2 separate regions of the Homo sapiens genome follow, and region 2 is linked to region 1. The links are chromatin loops, found by intact Hi-C in ENCODE. Cell type or tissue: endothelial cell of umbilical vein. All regions are shown on one strand. Region 1 has its middle 15 kb from the start of MIR5700. Region 2 has its middle 65 kb from the start of TMCC3.

Region 1 (5,000 bases):
GGCTACTAGTAAAAAACAAAACCAAACAAAAACAAAATAGAAAATAAGTGTTGGTGAGGATGTAGAGAAATTGGAGCGCTGTTGGTGGGAATGGAAAACGGTGCAGCTGCTGTAGAAAACAGTATGGCAGTTCCTCAAACATTTAAAAATAGAATTAGCATATGATCCAGCAATTCCACTTCTGGGTATATACTCAAAAGAACTGAAAGCAGAGTCTTGAAGATATATTTGTACACCCATATTCATAGCAGCATTATTCATGAGAGCTAAAATGCGGATGCAACCCAAGTGTCCATTGACAAATGAATAGATAAGCAAAATGTGACACACATATATATATATCACATGATGGAATATTATTTAGCCTTACGAGGAGGGAAATGCTGATATATGCAACACAGATGAATCCTCAGGACATTCTGCTAAATGAAATAAGTCAGTAATAGAAGGATAAATTACTGTTCGATTCCATTCGTATGAGCTGCAATACTTAGTCAAAACCACAGAGACAGTGAAATGGTGGTTGCCAGGAAGTGGGTGGGGGGCAAGAATGGGGAATTAGTGATTAATGGGTACAAAGTTTCAGATTCGCAAGATGAAAAAAGTTCTAGGCTGGGTGCAGTGGCTCACGCCTGTAATCCCAGCACTTTGGGAGGCCGAGGTGGGTAGATCACCTGAGGTCAGGAGTTTGAGACCAGCCTGGCCAACATGGTGAAACCTCATGTCCACTAAAAATACAAAAAATTATCTGGGCACAGTGGCAGGTGCCTGTAGTCCCAGCTACTTGGGAGGCTGAGACAGGAGAATCGCTTGAACCTGGGAGGCGGAGGTTGCAGTGAGCCGAGATCGCGCCACTGCACTCCAGCCTGGGTGACAGAGTGAGACTCCATCTTAAAAAAAAAAAAAAATTATGAAAAAAGTTCTGGAGGTAGACGGTGGGGATGGCTGCACACCAATATGAATGTACTTAGTGCCACTGAATTTCACACTTAAAAATGGTTGAAATAGTAAATTTAATGTTATATGTATTTTACCAGAATTTTAAAAATTGGAAAATGACAACTGAGCTGGCTAAGATTGTTATTTTGAAACAAGACACATTTTTTAAGGCCTAGCTTCAGCTCATAGTCCACCAGTTTGCAACCTCTGTTTTAACACTTCCTTGTTTTCTAGTCATTTCATGTGTTCATGTCTTACCCAACTAGAAGGTAAAATTCCCTGGAAGTAGGAACTGTGTCTTAACCTTCTTTGGTATCTTTCAAAGTGGGTACTTGGAGCTTTGCAGTGGGCAAATCACAGTTGCCCTGCTGAATACTGGATGATACCCACACACTCATAACTAATTATTAGACACTGCCATGCTGTACACAGAGCTGTGGCCACATGGGATTAATTGTAACATTTCAAGAATAAGAAGAGAGCTTTTGAAGTACAAAAAGAAATTCATTCTGACTAGCAGGTGGGGATGGTGTGTCAGGAGAGACGAGGGTGAAGAGGGCAGGGAGACGGGAAAGGGGCCTTATAGGCCACAAGAAGGGGAAATGGGAAATTGCCACAGGCTGTAAGCAGAGGGTGACGAGATTGGATTGGATTTTGAGATAAATCATAAAAACTAGAGCCTGGAACGCCCCTGCTAAGAGATTCAGGAAAATGGTAAATGCCGCTTGGCAACAGCTCTCCAGGGCCACATGTGAACACAAACACACTTGTTTGTGTTCAGCGAATGAGGAGGTTGGGGACATAGGGAAGAACTAGGGGAACTCGGGGGGCTTCAACAAGAGGAGTGAGGCAAATGCACACCCCCTTCAGAGCAGGGGCTGTGTGCGCACGTGTGTATGTTGCGTGTGTGCAGTTAGAGTGGGGGTGATTCTTAGGTGGGTCTAGGCAAGCTGACACCCTAAGTTGCAGACCATGGGCAGCAGATGGAGGCGACGCTAAAGTCCAGCCATCAGACCCTCCGTGCTCCCCTGGAACACCTGTAGGAAACCCTGAGAACTCCAACTTTAAAGGGATCCAAGACACTGTAGCCAGCACAGTAACCCGTGGCAACCCCTAGAGGTTGCTATAACCTCAGCAATGGGGAGCGTTATACCGAAGGAACCTGCCGGTTCCCCAGACACAAAAATGGCTGAACCTTGGTGATCACAGCACATGACCAGGAACCGCCAATACACTCATGGAACTGTCCCGCTGACAATGTCTAGAGGGAAAATGCCCTGTCCTCTAACACCCTTCTCTGAGGGGGAAAAAAGCCACATTAGAAGAAGTGATATGACCAAAAGACAAGCTTTCTCCAAAGGCCAATGGCCTTGGAATGTTTATTAAGTGTTTTGTCTGTTTGCTCAAGTGCTATCCTTCAACACCGGGACTAGAAACAATTTCTTCAGAAATAACTAACCAGCCACAATTAGTAAAACTTCATAAAGCCTGGAGAATACTGTCATCAGAAGAGCTACATTTGGGGCAGTCTGGGGAAGGGTGAAGTGTGAGGATGGGGACCATTATCTCCAGAGGTCTAGTGATTAAGAACTGGGTGACTCTGGACAGCTGGTCCCAGGGACTTTGCACTTGTGGTGGAGGCTGAATTCGTCATTCCCAATCCGGATGCTATGCAATCATCGTCAAGTACTCCAATCCATCTGCATGTCTGAATATGGATGGGGATGCTCTGCACTGTCCCCATCGGCCGCTGGGTCCTCCACTCTCTCTCTGCTCTGGATCTCTGGATCTCATCTTTCTACTTCCTCTGCAGGTGGCATCATGGGGACTGTCTGGTGACTCCCCTAAGCAACCAGCATCAGACACTAGAAACTTCCAGTCAAGTCTCCTGGTCCCTGATTCCAACCAGACGACCACATCTTCACCCCAGGATGGACTTTAGACCTCAGCAGCAGAGACAGCCATACTTCCTGTGTGACACTGGGGCAACCACGTTTCTCACAGGCCCCCAGGTGGGGCTGAGATGAGAGCAGGCCATCTGAAGGTGCACAAAATAGGCAGGATGGGATGGAGGCCAAGAACATCCCAGTGAAATGGGTGCTCCCAATTTGCATTTGGGAAAGAAGGGCTCCCACCTTTCCCAAGCCCTGCATTTCACATATTTTGCCCCTATTCTACTCTACACTCAACCCCCAACTCTCTGAGTTCCACTCCACATGACCCCGCCCCCATCTTAACTTGCTGTGTCCTCACCCTACTCCACAGATCCCTGCCTCCCGTGCCTTTGCTCCAGGTGAGGCCATACACTTGGCGGAGGCCTATTTGCTGTGGCCATTTTGACCCAGGGAATGTCTGATGTGACCATTTGAAAACACTCTCCACAAAATTGCTCGAAACACTGTTTTATATTAAAAATTCAAAGCAGGCCTAAGTGAAAAAGACAAACAAGGGACAAGGGATGTGGGCCTGATGACTACTGAATGTACTACTTAGTAACAATAATTAAAAACTAAATATTTAATAGTTTGGCTTTCCCCCCAGCTACCTAAAAAAAAGCAAACAAACAAAAAAACTGCCTCTCAGACTAAAATAGCTGCTTCAAGAGCGCCACATCAACATGTGATAAGTTTGCTCACATTGTTACCTTCATCTTCCTACTCCCTGTGTCAATTACAAATGGCTTATGATGCAACTAATGGCCATTATCAAAGGCATAAGGAAAGACATTTAAGACTTCACATCACAAGAAGTCTCCAGACAGATGATTCCCAGCATTGACTCAACTGCTCAACGGGGCTCACAGAGACCCAGCTCCTGTCCGGCTTTCTTCTGCCATCCTTAGCTGCTTGGCTTTTAGTTCTCATTCTCATCACTTCATGGTTGCAAGATGGCTGCCACGGTTCCACGCATCACATCTTCACACAAGGCAGGAAAAAAGGGAAAGGGGCAGTAGTTAAAAGGCTGTTAGAGTGCTAGGTTTCCTGTTTAAGATAGCGTCCCCCATGGCAGCGCAGGCCTGGAAGCTTCTGCAAGCCCTAGCGCTGCTGCCCCGCTTCCTGGTGGCCAGGTCCCGGGCAGTTCAATTAACCTCCAGAAGATGGCTGAGCCTGCAGGAATGCCAGAGCAAGAAACTGATGTCTGATAACAGAGTGACAGTTCAAAGATTCTTTGTAGCAGACACTGCGAATGAAGCTCTTGAGGCCGCTAAGAGACTAAATGCAAAAGAAATTGTTTTAAAAGCCCAGATCTTAGCTGGAGGAAGAGGAAAAGGTGTCTTCAATAGTGGTTTGAAAAGAGGTGTTCATTTAACAAAAGACCCTAATGTTGTGGGACAGCTGGCTAAACAGATGATTGGGTACAATCTAGCGACAAAACAAACTCCAAAAGAAGGTGTGAAAGTTAACAAGGTGATGGTTGCTGAAGCCTTGGACATTTCCAGAGAAACCTACCTGGCAATTCTGATGGACCAGTCCTGCAATGGCCCCATGCTGGTGGGCAGCCCCCAGGAGGGCATCGACATTGAAGAGGTGGCTGCTTCAAACCCAGAGCTCATTTTTAAGGAGCAAATTGACATTTTTGAAGGAATAAAGGACAGCCAAGCTCAGCGGATGGCAGAAAATCTAGGCTTCGTTGGGCCTTTGAAAAGCCAGGCTGCAGATCAAATTACGAAGCTGTATAATCTCTTCCTGAAAATTGATGCTACTCAGGTGGAAGTGAATCCCTTTGGTGAAACTCCAGAAGGACAAGTTGTCTGTTTTGATGCCAAGATAAACTTTGATGACAATGCAGAATTCCAACAAAAAGACATATTTGCTATGGACGACAAATCAGAGAATGAGCCCATTGAAAATGAAGCTGCCAAATATGATCTAAAATACATAGGACTAGATGGGAACATTGCCTGCTTTGTGAATGGTGCTGGGCTCGCCATGGCTACTTGTGATATCATTTTCCTTAATGGTAGGAAGCCAGCCAGCTTCTTGGATCTTGGAGGTGGTGTAAAGGAAGCTCAAGTATATCAAGCATTCACATTGCCCACAGCTGATCCTAAGGTTGAAGCC
Region 2 (5,000 bases), 170 kb after region 1:
AGCCTCCCAAAATATTGGGATTACAGGTGTGAGCCACCGCACCTGGCCCCCTCCTCTTTCTTTTATTAATACAACTACTGGTCTAAAGAAACTGAGAATGCATGTCCCAAGCAAGAAGTCTGGAGACTGAGAAATCAGCGGCCCCCTCTTGTCTAATTAGGCCAAGAGCTGAGCATATCATACTCACAAATGAAAAATCACTGAAAGAACTTCATTAATTGGCTAGGGTAGAGCTGCAGTGGGAGTGGAAATTATTTTTCCCAGGAGCAGCAGGGCAGAAAGATTCAGCTATGGAAACATCTGTCCTACTGTTAGGTGCTGCAGGGCATGTTGCAGAAATTCCCAGGACCCATCAATCAAAGCAACCCTACTGGTAAATACTTTCTCTCCTGTGATGTGAATCCTCAGTGGCCTCTGGCCTGCCCTACTGGCCATTTAGAATTACCAAGCCCTCCTTTGGAACAACACTGTTTTCTGAAGCTCTTCCCTTATTCTTTTATCCCTTCTAATACATGCGCAGCTGGAAACATTTAAAGCTTCAAGCATAGTTTAAATGAAAAGTGTAAGTAAGGCCGTGTGTTGATTCTTAAGCTCCAACTCTCCTGATTACGAGGGTTAGACAGTCTCTGCCATGACTCTGTGTGATCTGCAGTGGCCACGGTGTACTCACTGACACTGAAACAGCAAACACTGGAACACATCAGGGTGACCTGAGACACTCAGAGCCAAGTCCACCACACAGTGACAGCTGCTGTTTGGGAAGCTCATGATTGGCATTCGAGTTGGCTATCATTTTACGGGTTTAAAATGTGCAACCCAAGCATGACGATGTTATTGTTTCCATCAAGCTGTAATTAACCTACGAATTAACCACTGCTACATTGATTCAATTCAAGGCTATCTTAGAAAGAGTTTGATCCCAACTTTTGGGATTAGAAACTCGTTCTCCGCTTTTTTCCCAACAAAGCTCCTCCTCCTCTCCAAATTATATATTTTACCAGTTAGAAGAGTTATTACTTGGTAGCCTTCTGAAATGATACATGCAGGATGGGTGGGGCAGTGGGAAGTGTGTGGAGAAGGTGGCCCATGTTTCTTACCAGAGGACCACAATTGATTTTGATGCTATCCCTAATGAACACTCAAAGTTTGCAATATTTATCTTCCTAGGCCTCAGCCTTCTCATCTGCCAACTTTCTTGGGGAATGAGATAGATGATCTCAGAGGTTCCTGTACTGCACCATCAGCACTTGAAACGAAAGCACCCAAAAAGGTGAGGTGGCATCTAAAAAATCCCAAAGTTTGGTTGTTTTGAATATTACTGTGGATTTGAGTGTATGTGTTTTGATCTTTCACAGTGCTTTTCTTAGGAAAATGCTTAGTAAATACTTGTGGAGCTGAGCAACCTTTATCTCTAGTCCAGCTGCCTATAAGACTGTGTGTGTTCAGTTTAAACATTAAAGGACAGTTCAAGTATGAAAATTTGCAGACCATCCCATTTAAATATATTCAACATGGACTAGTGTCTATTATTCTTTATAGCAAGCTAAGAGGAATGTGTAGTTCTTTTTCAGTTGGGGAGATTTTAAAAATTACACAGAAAGTCCTAGTTTAAACTAGAACTAGTTTAACCTTGAGCCTCTCAAGTTTGGGCAGATTGTGAAGCCAGCCAAAGAGGGCTACGAATCATGCCATGGTGTCTAGGGAAATAGCTTTGCCTTTGCTTCACTGCAAGCTTTCCGGTTCCCTCCTTTATTCCACAGAACATGATGCGGTCACAACAGGTGCCAGATGCCCCATCTGTCCAGAGATTGCTTTAAGCACATCAGTCTGGGCAGCTGCGAACAGAATCTGACCTCATTCACTTTATATGTAGTCAGTTAGCATGTGGTCGGGTTAGACTACATCATGGACAAGAGCCCTAACAAAAAAACATCCTGAGCAGTCTGTGACCAGGTCTGAGTCATTGTTTTACTTCCAGCAACAATGTCAATGCTTAGGATATAGTAGGTACTCACTCAATCAAGGTTAGCTGAATGAATGAAGTATGACAGCTTTCATCAGTGTTATGACAACATGGCTGGGAGAAAAGATGATCTACGACTATGAGTTTGAATTGAGGGTTACAGAGCCTAGCTTGTAGCACCACATAGTTTTTAGTTTTAGACGTCATTCCCAATTGAAAGGTTTATACTAAGAACAGGCATACACAGCAAGAAGCTAGCAATATATTGAGATTTTCATAGCTTTAAGTAGAGCATATGTACATAAATATGCACATATGCACATTGGGAAACCTATACTTTCACTCACTAAAGCAAACTTCATGATAAATAACTAAAAGACATAAAATTGATTTAACAAAAATAGCCCAGGGGATTTCTTTTCATCACAACTGAACACTGCAAGTAACAGAATAAGATTCATTCCTAAATGACTCTAGACTCACTAGACTCACTACAAGTGAAATTTCATCCCCCAAAATACCAACACACAGCAAAAATTTGATCAGTTTTAAGTCTAGAAAGAAATTAGTTTGGACCCCATGCTGCAATATCACACTGTATCTGTTGAAAGCCCTTCAACATGTTTCACAGCTTGAAACATCAACCGATTCCAGAGATATTGATGGCTAACAATAATTAAACATCTTTTTTTTTAACTGGAAGCTACTAATAAAATATATCAATAAGGCTGGGCACGGTGGCTCACGCCTGTAATCCCAGCACTTTGGGAGGCTGAGGCGGGCAGATTACTTGAGGTCAGGATTTCGAGACCAGCCTGGTCAATACGGTGAAACCCCGTTTCTACCAAAAATACAAAATTTAGCAGGGCATGGTGGCACGCACTGTAATCCCAGCTACTCGGGAGGCTGAGGCAGGAGAATTTCTTGAAGCTGGGAAGTGGAGGTTGCAGTGAGCCAAGATCATGCCATTGCACTCCAGCCTGGATGACAGAGTGAGACTCCGTCTCAAAAAACAAAAACAAAAACAAAAACAAATCAATGAGCCAATAGATTCCTTAGTAATTCCATAATGAGCACACATTGTGGAGTTGGACTGAGTTTAAATCCAGATTATACTGTGCTCTCTTCGGCAGCACATACACTAAACAAAACAAAAAGCAGATTACATCACTTTTTAGCTGTGTGATTTTGAATAATCAATTTAACTTCTCTGTGCTTCCCATCTATAAAAGGGGGAGAATAAAAGCATGTACTTCATAAGGTCATGGTAAGTATCAAATGAGATAATTGACATAAAAACTTTTAGGAAGGAAGTTAGCACATGGCAATTAATCAGTAAATGGTTTTTATCATTATTACATCTATCCGCAAAACATGTCCATTTAACAAATGCTCGCCATTCTAATCATAACCCCATCCTTCCTAAATGCTCAACCTCAGTGTTTCCACCAGCACAATACCAACAGGAAAACCAATTTGTCTTGCATCCCTGTTCCCAAGTGCCTGATACTGTGCCTGGCCCAGAGTTGAGTAAGTCCTCACTTAATACCAGCCATAGGTTCTTGAAACTTTGACTTTCAGTGAAACAGCTGAATTGGTATGATGAGACCAATTTTAAGAGTTAAATTCCTACATATTTCTGGTCAGAAAAACATCAACAAACTTCTAAGTAAAGAACCAAAACACTTCTATATTAAACACTGAAATCAATGTGAGCTAAATATACACTTAAGAAAGATTAATGAAAACAAGTAAGATAATTAGTTACCCAGTTATTCCAGTTCAGGGTTTTATGTGGCTGGAACCTGTCCCGGCAGCTCAGCTCAGGGTGCGAGGCAAGAACACACCCTGGACAGGACACATCCCATAGCAGGGGGCACTCACACCCACACCCACACTCACACTCACTCAGACTGGGCCTATGTAGACATGCCAATTCACCCAATGTGCACATCTTTGGGATGTGGGAGGAAACCAGATTATCCGGAGAAAACCCACGCAGACATGGGGAGAACGTACAGCCTCCACACAGACAGTGGCCCTGGCCAGGAATCGATTTGTTTCATCATCAATGCAATAACAAAACAATGTTGAACAAAATGACGTTATTCAAGGACCCACTATAGTTGCTCCAAAAATATTGGGTAAGATAGTGAAATGATGATAGCAATATTTTAAAGCACTTAAAAATACATCACAAAAAGTATGATATTCACTGTGTTCCTTAAGGGTTAAGGGAGAAAGAGAAGGAATTCTAAGCTTAGATTGCTTTTCTTTTCCCACGGGGATGGAAGGGAAATGAACAACAGCAGATACTGAAAGGTGCGCTGGAATTAAATTGTGTCAATTCCCCAGCATAATAAAAACAGAAAGTCCATTCTGGAGCCAAGGCTGATCACCTATTCATCCACTCTATTTTTTTTTTTTTTAAAAACCACTCTCTCACACAAATTCTCTCTCTTACCAATATACATGACTCACTAAGAATTCACATTACATGAAATCACAAAAAAGCAATAGGAATTCAATAAGGCATTTTCTAACTCTCACAAAAGTTTGGCCCCCAGACAGTCGGCAACAGAGAGTGCTGAATTTCCAACGGATTTACCACTGCTGTCTGACAGCAAGATCCTGTGAAAGAGGTTGGGGCTGACGCTTTGATGCTTTGTATGGGGAGGGGATCCTGCGCTGGGAAAGGGTCTTAATCAGACCAGTGTGAGCTGCCCACGGCTTGTAATTAAGGCTCTTCCTGGCCAAAGCCCACAGAGATGCCAGGCTTCAAGTACAGGTATTCAGCACAAAAAGCCAAAATTATCCCCCGGAGTGCAGAGGTTACACGGTTACAAAAGCCGAGGATTTTTTTTTTTTGTCCTCTTTAGAGAAATAAAATCATGAACTGCTCCGATATAAAATTAAATGGCAAAATGTCCATGATATAGCAAGCTCCCTTTCCCAAAATAAAGTTGTAGACAATATGTATTAGTGAGTCCATTTAATTAAGCAAAGCCAAAAACCAAACCCTCTCCACTATCCCCTT

What was found. A loop is a pair of places that touch in the nucleus more often than their neighbours do. Peaks named below come from ENCODE experiments on the same cell type or tissue, not always from the same donor. Only the 100,000 strongest peaks of a DNase experiment are listed, where the experiment ranks them.
Region 2: a loop joins it to region 1, with 5 times the contacts of the local background. A loop is called at or near these places in 11 of 110 quality-filtered maps.

The regions. Positions count from the first base shown.
Region 1 is chr12:94,544,312-94,549,311 of GRCh38, forward strand. It overlaps the pseudogene SUCLG2P2. Among named protein-coding and RNA genes, the nearest start is that of MIR5700, 15 kb to the right of the region's middle. In endothelial cell of umbilical vein, a CTCF peak has its summit at 2,057; a DNase peak (open chromatin) is centred at 2,090.
Region 2 is chr12:94,712,674-94,717,673 of GRCh38, forward strand. No RefSeq gene overlaps it. Among named protein-coding and RNA genes, the nearest start is that of TMCC3, 65 kb to the left of the region's middle. In endothelial cell of umbilical vein, no CTCF peak of the experiment used is centred here; a DNase peak (open chromatin) is centred at 1,888; H3K27ac peaks cover 1,722 bases.